Regions from separate parts of the Homo sapiens genome. Here region 1 is linked to region 2. Evidence: read pairs that join two places in POLR2A ChIA-PET (ENCODE). Cell type or tissue: B cell. All regions are shown on one strand. Links, peaks and the distances in the headings refer to the core of each region. The heading gives the core; the rest is flanking DNA. Region 1 has its middle 13 kb from the start of LINC01816. Region 2 overlaps C2orf42 (chromosome 2 open reading frame 42).

Region 1 (8,331 bases), core at 29-8,028, 69 kb before region 2:
TACCTGGTCAAAGAGTAAAGGCCTCAAAGGTTCTGAGTTAATTGGTCTGGTTTTTGACCTGAGCATCAGAAATTTTTTAAGCTCCCTGAGTGAGTCTAACATGCAGCCATGGTTGAGAACCACTGGGGTTAAGAAGTGAATTGAGACGTATGGAGACTTAAATCTCCAACCCTGGGTGGGAGGACAAGGAGAGGCTCTGCCGCCCTGGCTGGAATAGTGGGGCCCTGTTTGGGTTGTGGACGTCCCTTCAGTCACAGGAGGATGAATTCCTGCCTTGTTCCTTTGGTCGGATCTGAATTCTTCCCCAACCTCCCGCCCTAACTGATAGCATACAGGGCTTCCCAGACAGAGACCATCAGCCCCTAGGGTGGCAGAGAAAGGCCAGGTTCAGGAATGTGACATTAATTATGACAAACAATATGTTCTCCCACTTAAGAACTAAGCCTGGTTGGCTGCGCATGTGCGCGCGCGTGCTTGTGTGTGGGTGTGTGGTGGGGTATGTGTGTGTCCGGGGCTGCCGATTCAACTGAAAAACAAAAGCGGCTCTGAGTCTGAAGCTAAGGTTTAACAAGTGACCAAGATGACTCATGCTGCTTGGCTGCAAAGGCCACAGGGCTGCCACCCCCAGCGGGGCGGGGCCTGGGTGGGAAGAGTCACAGGTACAGAGGCTCCTGTGACATTCACACTCTGCCCCTGCATCGGCTGCCTTTGGGGCCAAATACTTTTGTGAAAATTAAGACAGAAGGCCGGGTGCGGTGGTTCACGCGTGTAATCCCAGCACTTTTGGAGGCCGAGGCAGGCGGATCACGAGGTCAAGAGATGGAGACCATCCTGGCCCACATGGTGAAACCCTGTTTCTACTAAAAATACAAAAATAGGCAGGGCGTGGTGGCTCACGCTTGTAATCCCAGCACTTTGGGAGGCTGAGGCGGGCAGATCACGAGCTCAGGAGATCGAAATCATCCTGGCTAATACGGTGAAACCCCGTCTCTACTAAAAATACAAAAAATTAGCCGGGTGTGGTGGCACGTGCCTGTAGTCTCAGCTACTCAGGAGGCTGAGGCAGGAGAATTGCTTGAACCCAGGAGGTGGAGGTTGCAGTGAGCCAAGACTGCGCCACCTCACTCCAGCCTGGCAACAGAGTGAGACTCCATCTCAAAAAAAAAACAAAAACAAAAACAAAAAGTAACTGGGTGTGGTGGCCCGCACCTATAGTCCCAGCTACTCGGGAGGCTGAGGCAGGAGAATCACTTGAACCCAGGAGGCGGAGGTTGCAGTGAGCCGAGATCGTGCCACTGTACTCCAGACTGGCGACAGAGCCAGACTCCCTCTCAAAAAAAACAAAAAACAAAAAAGAACCAGAAAATGTAACTTTCTTCCTATGGTCATAAATCTGGTGTAAGCAGGCAAGTCAAAGCGATGTTGAAGCCAATGGATCTTGCAAAGGCATGGCAATGTTTGCACAAGGATGGGATATAGTAAGTTAAAATACATTGGCTTTTTCCAAACGGGCTCAAACTGGAAGAGAAGGTCTAAGCAGAGCATGTGCTGCTGTCAGGAGGGTTCCTCAGCAGGAGACAGGGCACCCCAGGGGTGCATATTTAATAAAAACTTACAATATGCAGGTTTTGGGACATGAAGGAAACATTTAACCTGTCCTGTCCAACACGGCAGCCACTTGTCACATGCGGCAGTTGAATACTTGGAATATGGCTAGTCTGAATAAAGATGTAAAACATACGCCGGATTTTAGACTTAGTACAGGGGTGGGAAAGAGTTTAAAATAGCTCAGTATAGGCCGGGCACAGTGGTTCACACCTGTAATCCCAGCACTTTGGGAGGCCAAGGTGGGCAGATCACCTGCAGTCAGGAGTTTGAGACCAGCCTGGCCAACATGGCAAAACCCTGTCTCTAATAAAATTACAAAAATTAGCTGGGAATGGTTGCGGGCGCCTGTACTTCCAGACACTCGGGAGGCTGAGGCAGGAGAATTGCTTGAACCTGGGAGGAAGAGGTTGCAGTGAGCTGAGATCACACCACTGCACTCCAGCCTGGGAGACATAGAGACTCCGTCTCAAAAAAAAAAAAAAACCTCTCTCTCCATGTATATATCTGTGTGTGTGTGTGTGTGTGTGTGTGTGTGTATTTTTTGTTTGTTTTGTTTTCACGGCTCACTGCAGCCTCAAACCTCTGGGCTCAAGTGTTCCTCCTGCCTCAGCCTCCTGAGCAGCTGGGACTACAGGCGCTCACCACCATGCCAAGCTAACCTTTTACTTTTTTGTAGAGATAGGTTCTTGCTATTATGTCCAGGCTGGTCTCGAGCTCCTGGGCTAAGGTGATCCTCCTGCCTTGGCCTCCCAAAGTGCTGGGATTAATAAACCACCATACCTGGCCAAACTCAATAATTTATTAATACTTTAAAAATACTGACTACGAGCTGGGCACAGTGGCTCATGCCTGTAATCCCAGCACACTTTGAGAGGCTGAGGAAGGCAGATCACTTGAGGTCAGGAGTTCAAGACCAGCCTGGACAACATGGCAAAACCCCGTCTCTACTAAAAATACAAAAATTAGCTGGGCATAGTGGCACACACCTTTAATCCCAGCTACTCGGGAGGCTGAGGCAGGAGAATCACTTGAACCTGGGAGGCAATGGTTGCAGTGAGCCAAGATCCCGCCACTGCACTCCAGCCTGGGCAACAGAGCGAGACTATTTCTCAAACAAAACAAACAACTCTTATCACCCAGGCTGGAATGCATTGACAGAATCCTAGCTCACTGCAGCCTCTAATTCCTGGGCCCAAGTGATCCTCCCGCTTTAGCCTCCTGTGTAGCCACCCCACCAGCCTTAAATGTTTTTTCAACCTGATAGAAAGATATAGCAATCTGTCTGCTCTCTTTCCTAGTCTTCCTTTTTTTTTTTGTTTTTTTTTACAAAGATTGCTAAACATTTATGACATGCTGGTAGAGTAAGAGATACAGGAAATGGGCGGGGCGCGGTGGCTTACGCCTGTAATCCCAGCACTTTGGGAGGCCAAGGCGGGCGGATCACCTGAGATTGGGAGTTCGAGACCAGCCTGACCAACATGGAAAAACCCTGTCTCTACTAAAAATACAAAATTAGCCAGGCATGGTGGCACATGCCAGTAATCCCAGCTACTCGGGAGGCTGAGGCAGGAGAATTGCTTGAACCGTGGAGGCAGAGGTTGCCAAGATCATGCCATTGCACTCCAGTCTGGGCAACAAGAGCAAAACTCCATCCCAAAAAAGAAATAATAATAATTCTTTCTAAAGAAGGGGTCTCGCTATGTTGCTCAGGCTGAGGCGCAGTGACTGTTCACAGATGTGATCATAACACACTACAACCTCAAACTCCTGGCCTCAAGGGATTCTCTCGGCTCAGCCTCCGGAGTAGCAGGGACCACAGGCATGCGCCACGGCACCCAGTGTGGCACATTTTAAAAAATGCAGCCACTTAAGGGCACTTTCTGTTGTTTTATTTATCTTTCAAGTTTTACTTATTTATAAATCTATGCACACATACACATGTACTATTGGATGAGAGCAGCAGGAGGCTGTGGAAAGGATACTTGGCATAAAGCCAAGAGCACTTGTCTCCAGGTCTGATCTCCCACTTCCTGGGGCTCAATTTCCCCATTCATAAAATGGGTGGGTTGGCCTAGATAGGCCTAAGGACTCTTCCAGCTTAGATATTGCAGGATTCTAGATTGAAGTCAAACTGTTCCTTAGATTTTGTGTCTGATCCCACAGCCAGAGAGCAGGGCTGGTTTCCTTGTTAATGCGATCCAGTGCTGTCAGCCATGAGAGACTTCACCTTTGGAACAGAAATTTCCATCTGCATCCTCTCTGCAGATCATGCCTATCCCTCCTCCCCACTGACACCCCCCCTCATGTAAATCAGCCTGGGGAATCAGATCTTGGAGAAACTTCGATCTCTTTATCTGGAAGGCACAAAGATAGCATTGCAAAGCCTGCTGCTGGTGTGGAGGTGGTGTTCAGGAATGCTTCACATTTTTCTAGCAAGTTTCATTCCTAGTAGTATAATCTTGAGGAGAGGCCTTTCCCCAGGGAGGCTTTGGGGAAACTAGCAATGGAATGAGGGAAAGAACATGGACTGGGTGGGAGAGAGCCTTCTTTAGAAGGAAATACTGGCAAAATCCGGTATTGCAAAGTTTTGAAAAAATCCATCCTGCCGGGCACGGTGGCTCACGCCTGTAATCCCAGCACTTTGGGAGGCCGAGGCGGGCGGATCACAAGGTCAGGAGATCGAGACCATCCTGGCTAACCTGGTGAAACCCCGTCTCTACTAAAAATACAAAAAAAATTAGCCGGGCGTCGTGGTGGGCGCCTATAGTCCCAGCTACTCGGGAGGCTGAGGCAGGAGAATGGCGTGAACCCGGGAGGTGGAGCTTGCAGTGAGCCGAGATCAAGCCACTGCACTCCAGCCTGGGTGACAGAGTGAGACTCCGTCTCAAAAAAAAAAAAAAAAAAAAAGAAAAAATCCATCCTATTGCATTTGCTTAGAAAGAACCTGGGGCTGGGCAGTCGGCCTGGCTCTGTCACTGTGTGATTTTAAAAGACATTTAATGTTTCCAAGCTACTGAGTGCAACAGGTTTCTCACTGAGCTTGATTTTGCACCCCTCCAGCCCACCCTCTATCTACAATGCTGCCAGCACTGACTCTAAAATGCACATGACTCCACCTCCACTCCCACCCCACTGACTCCATTACCTGTAGCAAAAAATAAAAGAAAATCTAAACTCTTCTCTATGACATTTGAAGCCTTTAAAATCTGGTCCCAGGCTACATTTTTAATCTCATCTCATACTCTCCAGCTCACTGAGCCCCTTTCCCTATTGTCCTGAGTCCGTATCTGCCTCTGGACAGCCATGAGCTCCACTGGGAAGGACAGTGGCTTGGCCACCCCAGCTGTGTTCTTCCCCCAGTACCCTTTCCAGTTCCTGGCACAGAGGCTCAGTAAAGGTTTGATGCCTGAATAACCAACTAAATGGGCAATCATGTAAATCAAGGAAGGCCCATGGACTGGACAACTCCTAAATTCCCTTCCAGCACTAACTTCTGAGTAATGTTCCCCAGGGCAGAGCTCAAAACTGCTTAGGACTTGACCTAGTTCATACTGTTACTGCAGTTTGAAAAACAGAGACAGGTGGTCTGACAAAGGGTTTAAAAGTTTTTTATTCATATGACAATTTTGCATACAGCAGAAAAATTAAAATACAATGCAATTTAAATATTTAAAATTGCTTTAAAACAAGATCATCCTATGGTTACACAACAATGTGAATGTGCTTAATGCCATGTACACTTAGATGGCTGAGATGGTAAACTTTATGTTATGTGTATTTCACTACAATTGAAAAAAAACAAGACTGCCAGGCACGATGTCTCACGCCTATAATCCCAGCATTTTGGGAAGCCAAGACAGGAAGATCACTTGAGGCCAAGAATTCAAGACCAGCCTGGGCAACAACAGCAAAAAAATCTTACAATTAGTTAGCCATGGTGGTGCATGCCTGTGGTCCCAGCTACTCGGGAGGCTGAGGCAGGAAGATCGCTTGAACCCAGGAGGTTGAGGCTGCAGTGAGTAGCGTTCGTGCCACTGCACCCCAGCCAGGGCGACAGAGTGAGACCCTGTCTCAAAAAAACAAACAAAAAACTCAAGACTTTCCTGGATGTGTAGTTGCTACCACCATGCCCCTGGCCCTTCTGTAGAGGGGGCTTTTAAAGAGATAAAACAAACAAAAATCTCAAGTAGGAGAAGTATTGAAACCTTTGATTCCTAGAGAAGATGGAGAAAGAAAGGATTCCTGGTTTAACAAAATGTTAAATGTAGTGAAATTTAAAGTACCCTAATATCACCAATGCCCAGAAGCCTCAGCCATCTGTCACACTGAGGGCTAGGAAATGAGCAAAAATGCCTCTGTGGGACCACAAGAAATATCATTAGACTAATCAAAGAACCAATTTTATGAAGTAGATGATCCCAATTTTTAAAACTGTAAAGAAAGCATTTACGTTTTTGTTTTTGTTTTATAAAGACAGGGTCTCGCTGGGTGCAGTGGCTCACTCCTGTAATCCCAGCACTTTGGGAGGCCAAGGTGGGTGAACCACAAGCTCAGGAGGTCGAGACCATCTTGTCCAACATGGTGAAACCCCGTCTCTACTAAAAATACAAAAATTAGTTGGGTGTGATAGCACGTGCCTGTAATCCCAGCCACTCGGGAGGCTGAGGCTGGAGAATCGCTTGAACCCGGGAGGCGGAGATTGCAGTGAGCCGAGATTGCGCCACTGCACTCCAGCCTGGGTGACAGAGTGAGACTCCATCTCAAAAAAAAAAAAAGAAAAGAAAAGACAGGGTAGACCTCTGTTGCCCAGGCTGGACGGAGCGTAGTGGCGCAATTATAGCTCACCATAGCCTCAACCTTCTGGCATCAAGCAATCCTTCCACTTCAGCCTCCCAAGTAGCTAGGACCCTAGGTGTGTACCACCATGCCCAGCTAATTTTTTTGGCGGGGGTGTGGGGGAGGGTTCACACTATGTTGCCTAGGCTGATGTCGAATTCCTGGCTGCAAGCAATCCTCCTGCCTTAGCCTCCCAAAGGGCTGGGATTACAAGAGTGAGCCACTGCACCCAGTGGTTACCATTTTATAGTCAAGGAAATTAAAGCTTAGAAAAAGTAACTTGTGGCTGGGTGCCGTGGCTCACGCCTGTAATCCCAGCATTCTGGGAGGCCAAAGGGGGTGGATCACCTGAGGTAAGGAGTTCAAGACCAGCCTGACCAACATGGAGAAACCCTGTCTCTACTAAAAATACAAAATTAGCCAGATGTGGTGGTGCATGCCTGTAATCCCAGATACTCGGAAAGCTGAGGCAGGAGAATCACTTGAACCTGGGAGGCGGAGGTTGCAGTGAGCCAAGATCGCACCATTGCACTCCAGCCTGGGCAACAAGAGCAAATCTCCATCTCAAAAAAAAAAAAAAAAGAAAGAAAGAAAGAAAAGGTAACTTGTGTAAATTTATATATACAGCTGGCCAGTTGAAAACTAAGATTCAAAACTACCTTGGGTGTGGGAAGAGTTTAAAAAAAAATCAACCAAGTCCATGCTGTTTCCAGTGCCCCATTCCTTATAATGGCTTTCTTGTTAGGCTTGGTTTTGCTTTGAGTCCTCCCAAAGCAACTCTGACTACCTAATCAAAACAGGACATTATTAGAAGGAGCCTAGGGTGGCTCCGGGGACTAAAGGAAGTGCTAACAAACAGCCCTAGACAGGCAGGGACCGCGGCAGCTGAGGGACCTTCATTCTAAAACACGAGCATTCATGTGACACTGCTCCAAGCTTGCCAGGCTCAGAGATTCTGTTCAGGTTTCAAATTCCTAGGAGAGAGAATCTGGTTTGCCTGCCTGTGTTAGGTGCCCACAGCCCTATCAGTCAGCTCTGCCCAGGGAGACAGAGTCCTGAACCCTAGACATGGCCACTGGGGTGCATCCTAGGTGTTGGCTCTTCCCAGAGGAGGGAAATCCCTGTGAGTCAGGCAGTCCCCTCAGGTAAGTCCCCAGCAGAAAATTTTCTGTGGGGAGGAAAAAGGGAACAGAAGTAGCCTGTCACCCGAGAAGCCTCCATGGCAACATTTGGAGCTATCAATTCAGCCTCAGCCTCACAGTTTGCTCCCTTCAAGGTTTCACCATTATCAGGGGCTGCAAACCTGGGCAGCATATCTGCAATTCTGGCCTCGCTTTATCCTTCAGTGTTAAAACTCATCTTAACTACACCAAGGTTGCTGGAGCTTGTCTTCCAAAGTCACCCTTGGGGGCTTAGTGGGTGCAAGGGCCGCTCAGGGCAAATGAAAATGAAAGGCACACAACCAAGAAAGCTCAGAGGTGCCTGGAAGGCAGGCTGTGCTCACTCTCCAGAAACCCCTGAAGGCTCTTTCGGAAGAAAGAAAAGAAAAATGTGTGCCATGCATTTGACTCGGTTTAGCTGTGCTTTGGGGCTCATGACATGGAAACCTGCCCATGCACAGTCAGCCCTAACAAGCAATAACCAGAGGTGTCTGGCCTAAACTCTAAAATGCTCTTAAGGATATTAGAACCATTAACTCTAACTGGAGTTAATCTATAGGCACAAATCACTCGCCAAATTAACTGGCCAGTGGTTTAACAGCCTTTCAAACTCAGGAAGGCCTGTATATAAATCGACAGCAGCAACTACCACTGCTTAGCACCTACCTTACTGCTATTTCAATTGCATTTCTCTACAATCCTGAGAAAGCTGCTATTATTATAACCA
Region 2 (8,331 bases), core at 193-8,192:
ACACCTGTAATTCCAACAATTTGGGAGGCTGAGACAGGAGGATCACTTGAGGTCAGGAGTTTGAGACCAGCCTGGTCAACACAGTGAAACCCTGTCTCTACAAAAAACAAACCAAAAAATTAGCCAGGCATGGTGGCTTGTGCCTGTAGTCCCAGCTACTTGGGAGGCTGAGGCAGGAGGATCTCTTGAGCCTAGGAGGTCCAGGCTGCAGTGAGCCATGATTGTGCCCCTGCACTCCAGCTTGGGCAACAGAGTGAGAACTCATCTCTTAAAAAACAAACAAACAAACAAACAAAAAAACACACAAACTTTGCTAATTTGGTAGCAAAAGGTATCCTGTTTTAATTTTGCATTTCTAAAATGTTTGCATTTCTCTGTCTACTAGTAAGTTTGGAGTTTGGTCCATGGGTGTGGACCAAGTAATATTTTCATTTTGTTTAGACTCTAGGTCTCTTGATGCTTACCTACTAGGATACTTCACCATTTTCATATTGATTTATCAGAGTCCTTAACTGACACTAGTATTAAGCATTTGAATTTAAAAATGTGGCCTGGCCAGGCATAGTGGCTCACACCTGTAATCCCAGCACTTTGGGAGGCCAAGGCGGGTGGATCACCTGAGGTCAGGAGTTCAAGACCAGCCTGGCCAACATGGCGAAACCCCGTCTCTACTAAAAATACAAAAATTAGGCAGGCATGGTGGTGGGTGCCTGTAATCCCAGCTACTCAAGAGGCTGAGGCAGAAGAATTGCTTGAACCTGGGCAGTGGAGGTTGCAGTGAGCCGAAGATCGCATCAGTGTACTCCAGCCTGGGCAACAGAGCGAGACTCCATCTCTAAATAAATAAATAAATAAATAAGGCTGGGTGCAGCGGCTCACGCCTTACTTATTACAGGCTCAGGCCTGTAATCCCAGCACTATGGGAAGCCAAAGCGGGTGGATCACCTGAGGTCAGGAGTTCAAGACCAGTCTGACCAATATGGTGAAACCCCATCTCTACTAAAAATATAAAAATTAACTGGGCGTGCACCCTTAGTCCCAGCTACTCAGGAGGCTGATATGAGAATTGCTTGAACCCGGGAGGCAGAGGTTGCAGTGAGCTGAGATCGCACCACTGCACTCCAGCCTGGGCGACAGAGCAAGACTCCATCTCAAAAAAAAAAAAAAGAAAAAAATGTGTGTGTGGGTGTGTGTATGTGTGTGTTTCTCCATATACTGAAAATGAAGACAATAACCTATATTTCTAAATTAGTGTGGGGAATATAACCATTGTCACAAAATTTTTTTAAACACTCTATGGATGAAAACTTCATAATACTATCCTAAGGCAGATTAAGGTATAAAATTAATCTGTTTAAGGGATGTACAAACATATACAGTAAAAGTAGAATTTGGTTGGATCTTATTTTTGGCTAAGGGATCAAACTTTTAGCTTAACTTGAAAAAGAATCATCAATGGAGAGTAAAACTTTTCTCAGGAAAAAAACCCATAAGAACAAAAACATAATATTTCTTGGCCAGGTGTGATAGCTCACACCTATAATTCCAGCACTCTGGGAGGCCAAGATGGGAGAATCACTTAAGGCCTGGAGTTCGAGGCCAGCCTGGGCAAGATGGTAAGACCCCTGTCTCTTTATTTTAATAAAAATAAAATAAAATATAGTATTTTCTTATAATTGCTGAGGTTCAGTCAAAGACATAAAACGCAGTAAAACAATCTCTAAAGACAATACCACCAAACCAACCAACCAGACTCTTACCAGATACTTCATCCTTTCTCCTCTTCTTTGACTTAGAGGCAGTAGACTCACAAGCAGATACTGTTGATTCTGAATGGCAACCTAACTGGGGTACAATAATCTCTTTAAGACCTAAAAAAAAGAAGATTTCTGAATTATTAATCCTATCCAAGGGTAAGTATAAGTATAGGCCTCTATGTAGCGAAAAGTTAATTTCTTTTTAAAAATCCCCCAAACGAATTATCCCAGGCTGGGCAACATAGGCAGACCCCAACTCTACAAAAAATAAAAAATTACCACGCCTGTGTTCCCAGCTACTCGAGAGGCTGAAGTGGGAGGATCACTTTAGCCCAGGAGGGTCAAGGCTGTAATGAGCCGTGATTATGTCACTGCATGCCAGCCTGGGCGACAGAGGCAGACGCTGTCTCAAAAAACAAACCAAAAACAAAAACAAAAAAAAAATTATGGAGTGATTGCTTGTTTTAAAATAAGTTCCTTGGGCCGGGTGCGGTGGCTCACGTCTGTAATCCCAGCACTCTGGGAGGCCGAGGCGGGTGGATCACCTGAGGTCAGGAGTTTGAGACCAGCCTGGCCAACATGGTGAAACCTCATCTCTACTAAAAATACAGAAATTAGCCAGGCATGGTGGCACATGCCTGTAGTCCCAGCTACTCAGGAGGCTGAGGCAGGAGAAGCGCTTGAACCCAGGAGGTGGAGATTGCAGTGAGCTGAGATTGCGCCATTGCATTCCAGCCTGGGTGACAGAGTGAGACTCCATCTCAATAAATATATAAATAAATAAATAAGTTCCTTTAGACTGGGTGCAGTGGCTCATGCCTGTAATCCCAGTACTTTGGGAGGCTGAGGCAGGCAGATCACCTGAGGCCAGGAGTTTGAGACCAGCCTGGCCAACATGGAGAAACCCTGTCTCTACTAAAAATACAAAAATTGGTCAGGCATGGTGGCAGGCGCCTGTAATCCCGGCTACTTGGGAGACTGAGGCATGAGGATTCCTTGAACCCAGGAGGCAGGGGTTGCGGTGAGCCAAGGTTGTGCTACTGCACTCCAGCGTTTGTGATGGAGCAAGATTCTGTCTCAAAAAAAAAAAAAAAAAAAAAAAATCAAGAGATTCTGTCTCTTGATCATTAATTTCAACCAACCAACCAACCTTTATGCAAGTGTGCTGACTGAGACTGAAAGAAGGAATGCAACCAGGTGTGGCGGCTCACACCTGTGATCTCAGCACTTTGGGAGGTTGAGGCAGGAGGACTGCTTCAGCCCAGGAGTTCAAGACCAGCCTCGGCAACAAAGTAAGACCCCTATCTGCAAAAAATTAAAAAAATTAGCCAGGCATGGTGGCACGTGCCTGTGGTCCTAGCTATCTGCGGGGACTGAGGTGGTAGGATCTCGAGCCTGGGAGGTCAAGGCTGCTGTGAGCTGTGATCAGGCCACTGCACTCTAGCCTGGGCAACAAAGTGAGACCTTGTCTCAAAAAAAAAAAAAAAAAAAAAAAAAAAGAAGGAACACTTTTCATTTGAATTATCTAGCAACTGTTTCTGAAGGTTGCTAAGACAATCTCCAAATGCATCAGTGGAACTCTTTTCATTGCAGTTTTAGAAAAACGTAATAACCACATCAACCATACCACCTACCGCTGGAATCAAAATTTAGGAAGTCTGAGAATTCCTGAGCCAGTGTCTCATCACTGGCAAAGGCACAGATGCAAGCAAAGAAATGAATGCATCTCTGGGCTGTCTCATCCTTGGAGGCATTTGACTTGTGCGATTTCAGAGTCTGACAGGAGCAGAAGAAGCGGCGCTCAGGCAAGCTTTTGCCACTGACTTTCTGCACAAAAGATGTATGCAAATACCCCAAACTGTGCTTCTGGCTTGCCTTGCATTTCACCACCAAGATGTTTTTAGTAATTCTCTGCACCAGAGGACCTGTGGGTTCCGTGGCCAACTGCCAGATGGTCTGTTTGGTTTCCGGGGAGGCCTGCATTGCATTCAGGACCGAGCTCTTCAGGGTCAGAGGGGTGGCCTCTGCCTGGCAGTTCACCGCCAGCTTGATGTGCTGGCACTGGTTTTCCACAACGCCTTGAGTGGCAGCTTTCAGGCATGAGGGGACATAACACCGTCCAGAGCTCAGCTGAGTGATGATCGTCCCATCCACTGTCTGGATTGTTGTCTCTGAAACCCCGAGCTCCACAAAGCATCGGTAATCAGGGCCCCGGTCTCTTTGCCGCACTGAGTAGACCTGAAGATCAGAGCCTGTAATGATTTTGACAGCTTCAACACTAGGCTGCTTGCGTGCACCGTAGCGGAATATGGTTCCACATGTCTTGTTCTTACAGCTCAGTCCCCGGGTTCCATTGTATGTGCCACATCGGGGACACTTTCTGATTCCCCTCAATGTGGCCTTCCCCAAATCAGATAAGAAAGCTGGGACTTTAGTCCTCAGAGAATTTGGTTCCATTTTTCAGAGGCCCTACAAAAGACAATACATCCAACAGTATGAGTATACCTTCACACACAAAAAGTTAAAATCACTTATGATATTTAGTACAGAAGGCAAAATATAAAAAAGCTATCTACTATTTTTTTTTTTTAGACGGAGTCTCGCTCTGTCGCCCAGGCTGGAGTGCAGCGGCGCGATCTCGGCTCACTGCAACCTCCGCCTCCTGGGTTCAAGTGATTCTCCTGCCTCAGCCTCCCGAATAGCTGGGACTATAGGCACCCGCCACCACGCCCAGCTAATTTTTGTATTTTTAGTAGAGATGGGGTTTGACCATGTTGGCCAGGCTGGCCTCGAACTCCTGACCTTGTGATCCGCCTGCCTCAGCTTCCCAAAGTGCTGGGATTACAGGTGTGAGCCACGGCGCCTGGCTGCTATCCACTATTTTTAAACTGTACCACAAAACAACATAAATTTAAACCTACAAACAAAATGAAAGTGGAAACTGCCTTTCATACCTATTTTTTTAAATCCTAATAATCAAAGCATTTCTCCAGATTTAACTCTGTTCTATATAACAACGGAAGTTAGTTAACCTAATCTTTACATGCCCAGATGTCTAACTTCAGCAAGAATTAGAGAACATGAAAGATGAGTTTTTTTCCCTTCCATCATTCCCCACAAAACCTAGCCCAATCCTACCTGTACCAGCTGCCAAGGCATCTGGAAAACAGTGTAACCTGAATTCATAAGACTTAAAAGGTGTTTCATTAGTTTCTAATGATCAGGTGAAAACACGATCATTTGCAGACTAATGATAACTGCTTAACCCAAAATCTTCTGAAGTTTGAGCTGTATGGTGTAACAATGCAGACATTCTGCCTCCTCCTTCTCCACCAGCCAATGGCAAAGCTTCTGCCCAATGTTCCGCAAATAAGATTCCCACTTCCCTAAGTGGAGATCTTGATAGTCTGCGAGTAAAACAAGAAAAAATATTAAAGTTATACAAAGACAGGATGATTCTTTCGTTAGAAATCAAACAGAATAGGAATCAAAGTCTTTCACAATTACTTGAGAAATATTTGACAGAAATGATTATGGAAATGGGTTAAGTGTTTTGTACTTCCAACTGTAAGGAAGGTAAAAAGGTGCTAATGTCATTACAAAGGGGGTTGTCAAGAACACTTTAGAGGTCTGGCATGGTGGCTCACTCCTGTAATCCCAGAGATTTAGGAAGCTGAGGTGGAGGATCACTTGAGCCCAGGAGTTCAAGACCAGCCTGGACAACATAGTGAGACCTCATTTCTATAAAAAAATTTAAAAATTAGCTGGGCATGGTGGTGTGCACCTGTAGTCCCAGCTACGTTGGAGGCAGAGGTGGGAGGATCACCTGAGTCCAGGAGAGCAAGGCTGCAAATTGTGCCATTATACCCCAGCCTTGGCGACAGAGCAGGACCCCATCTCTTTTTTTTTTTCTTCTTTGAGATGGAGTCTCACTCTGCTCACCCAGGCTGGAGTGCAGTGGCGCAATCTCGGCTCACTGCAACCTCCACTTCCCAGATTCAAGCGATTCTCCTGCCTCAGCCTCCTTAGTAGCTGGGACTACGGGCACATGCCACCATGCCCGGCTAATTTTTTGTATTTTTAGTAGAGACGGGGTTTCACTGTGTTTCGATCTCCTGACCTCGTGATCTGCCCACCTCAGACTCCCAAAGTGCTGGGATTACAGGCGTGAGCCAATGCGCCCGGCCGACCCCATCTCTTTAAAAAAAAAAAAAAAGAACACACCTAGAGCTATGTTATATAATTGGTCAATAACTCATCCTTCCTAATAGTAATACATCACATTTTGAGTGCTTTATGCATTTTTCTGCTCTCTTACCCAGGCTGGAGTGCAGTGGTGTGATCACAGCTTACTGCAGACTCAACCTCCTGGGCTCAAGTGATCTTCCTGCCTCAGCCTCCCAAGTAGCTGAAACTATAGGTACATGCTGCCATGCCTGGCTAATTTTTAAAAAATTTTTTGGTAGAGACAGGGGTCTCACTTTGTTGCTCAGGCTGGTCTCGAACTCCTGGCCTCAAGCGCTCCTCCTGCCTTGTCCTCTTAAAGTGCTGGGATTATAAGTGTGAGCCACACAGCTTCATTTACTCAGTAAAAATTACAGTCGGGGACTAGTTCATAGCACCAATGAAAAGGTGGACATTTTAAAACTATTCTTATTTGTACTTTCCAATTTGTTAATCAGTGGATAGAAGATGTAGAGAGAAAAAAAAATTGTTTTGAGACAGTCTTGCTCTGTCACCCAGGATGGAGTGCAGTGACGTGATCTCGATTCACTGCAACCTCCGCCTCCCGGGCTCAAGCAATTCTCTGGCTAATTTTTGTATTTTTAGTAGAGATGTGGTTTCACCATGTTGGCCAGGCTGGTTTTGAACTCCTGACCTCCAGTGATCTGCCCGCCTTGGCCTCCCAAAGTGCTGGGATTACAGACATGAACCACTGTGCCTGGCCCTATTTTTTTTTTTTTTTTTTTTTTTTTTGAGACAGAGTCTCACTCTGTTGTCAAAGATGGAGTGCAGATCATGGCTCACTGCAGCCTTGACCTCCCAAGGTCAAGCAATCCTCCTGCCTCAGACTCTCAAATAGCTGAGACCACAGGTACGTGCCACTACACTCAGCTAATTATAAATTTTTTATAGAGATGGGGGTCTCACTATGTTGCCCAGGCTGGCTTTGAACTCCTGGGCTCAAGCAATCCTCCTGCCTCGGCCTCCCAAAGTTCTGGGATTACAGGTGTGAGCCACCATGCCCAGTGGTCTCTATTCTTCTTAAAAAATGTTTTAGGCCGGGCGCAGTGGCTCATGCCTGTAATCCCAGCACTTTGGGAGGCCGAGGTGGGTGGATCACAAGGTCAGGAGATCAAGACCATCCTGGCTAACACAGTGAAACCCTGTCTCTACTAAAAATACAAAAAATTAGCCGGGCGTGGTGGCGGGCACCTGTAGTCCCAGCTACTTGGGAGGCTGAGGCAGGAGAATGGCGTGAACCCGGGAGACAGAGCTTGCAGTGAACCGAGATCATGCCACTGCACTCCAGCCTGGGCGACAGAGTGAGACTCCATCTCAAAAAAAATAAAAATAAAAAAATGTTTTAGGCTGGGCGCAGTGGCTCGTGCCTGTAATCCCACCACTTTGGGAGGCCGAGGCGGGTGGAACACCTGAGGGCAGGAGTTCAAGACTAGCCTGGCCAACATGGTAAAACCCTGTCTCTACTAATAATACAAACAAAAAAAATTATCTGGGCGTGGTGGTGCACGTCTGTAATCCCAGCTACTCCGGAGGCTGAGGCAGGGGAATCACTTGAACCTGGGAGGCAGAGGTTGCAGTGAGCTGAGATCACGCCATTGCACTCCAGCATGGGTGACAAGAGTGAAATTCCGTGTCAAAAAAAAAGTTTTAAAAAGACTAGGCACAGTGGCTCACACCTGTAATTGCCAGCACTTTGGGAGGCTGAGGTGGGAGGGTCACTTGAGGCCAGGAGTTCGAGACCAGCCTAGCCAACATGATGAAAACCTGTGTCTACTAAAAATACAAAAATTAGGCAGGCATGATGGCACATGTCTATAACCCCAGCTACTCAGGAGGCTGAGGCATGAGAATTGCTTGAACACAGGAGGCAGAGAGGTTGCAGTGAGCCAAGATCGCACCACTGCACTTCAGCCTGGGAAACAGAGTGAGACTTTGTCACAAAAAAAAATATATATATATACACACACACACAAACACACACACACATACATATATACACACATATATATATATACACACACACATATATATATATATTTTAAGGAAAACAAGTGCTTTGTGAAATAAGATGCATAGCAGGGTTTCTCCACCTTGGCACTGCTGACATTTAGGACTGGATAATTCTTTGTTGTGGGGGCTATCCTATGCATTGCAGAATGTTTAACAGTATCCCTGGTTTCTACCCACTAGATCCCGGTAGCAGGCCCCATCCCTAATTGTAAAAAAAAAAAAAAAAAAAAAGTCTCCAGATAATGCCAAATGTCCTCTGGAGGCAAAACTGCCCCAGTTAAAAGCCACTGATGTAGAGTCATTAGCCTGTTCACACAGC

What was found. ChIA-PET counts read pairs that join two places held together with the same protein. Peaks named below come from ENCODE experiments on the same cell type or tissue, not always from the same donor. Only the 100,000 strongest peaks of a DNase experiment are listed, where the experiment ranks them.
Region 1: POLR2A ChIA-PET joins it to region 2 with 10 read pairs; 21 of 35 experiments call an interaction of 5 or more read pairs at or near these places.

Annotation. Positions count from the first base shown.
Region 1 is chr2:70,108,446-70,116,776 of GRCh38, forward strand. No RefSeq gene overlaps it. Among named protein-coding and RNA genes, the nearest start is that of LINC01816, 13 kb to the right of the region's middle. RefSeq lists enhancers at 7,542-7,731, 7,752-7,811. In B cell, for the core only: no CTCF peak of the experiment used is centred there; DNase peaks (open chromatin) are centred at 556, 7,446 and 7,923; H3K4me3 peaks cover 1,583 bases; H3K27ac peaks cover 1,560 bases.
Region 2 is chr2:70,177,772-70,186,102 of GRCh38, forward strand. It overlaps C2orf42 (chromosome 2 open reading frame 42), which reads right to left. Exons shown (of 10, transcript NM_017880.3): 2 at 4,896-5,164; 3 at 3,392-4,226; 4 at 1,761-1,871. The coding sequence starts at 4,214. Among named protein-coding and RNA genes, the nearest start is that of C2orf42, 9.1 kb to the right of the region's middle. RefSeq lists an enhancer at 3,523-3,922. In B cell, for the core only: no CTCF peak of the experiment used is centred there; a DNase peak (open chromatin) is centred at 3,820; H3K4me3 peaks cover 972 bases; H3K27ac peaks cover 970 bases.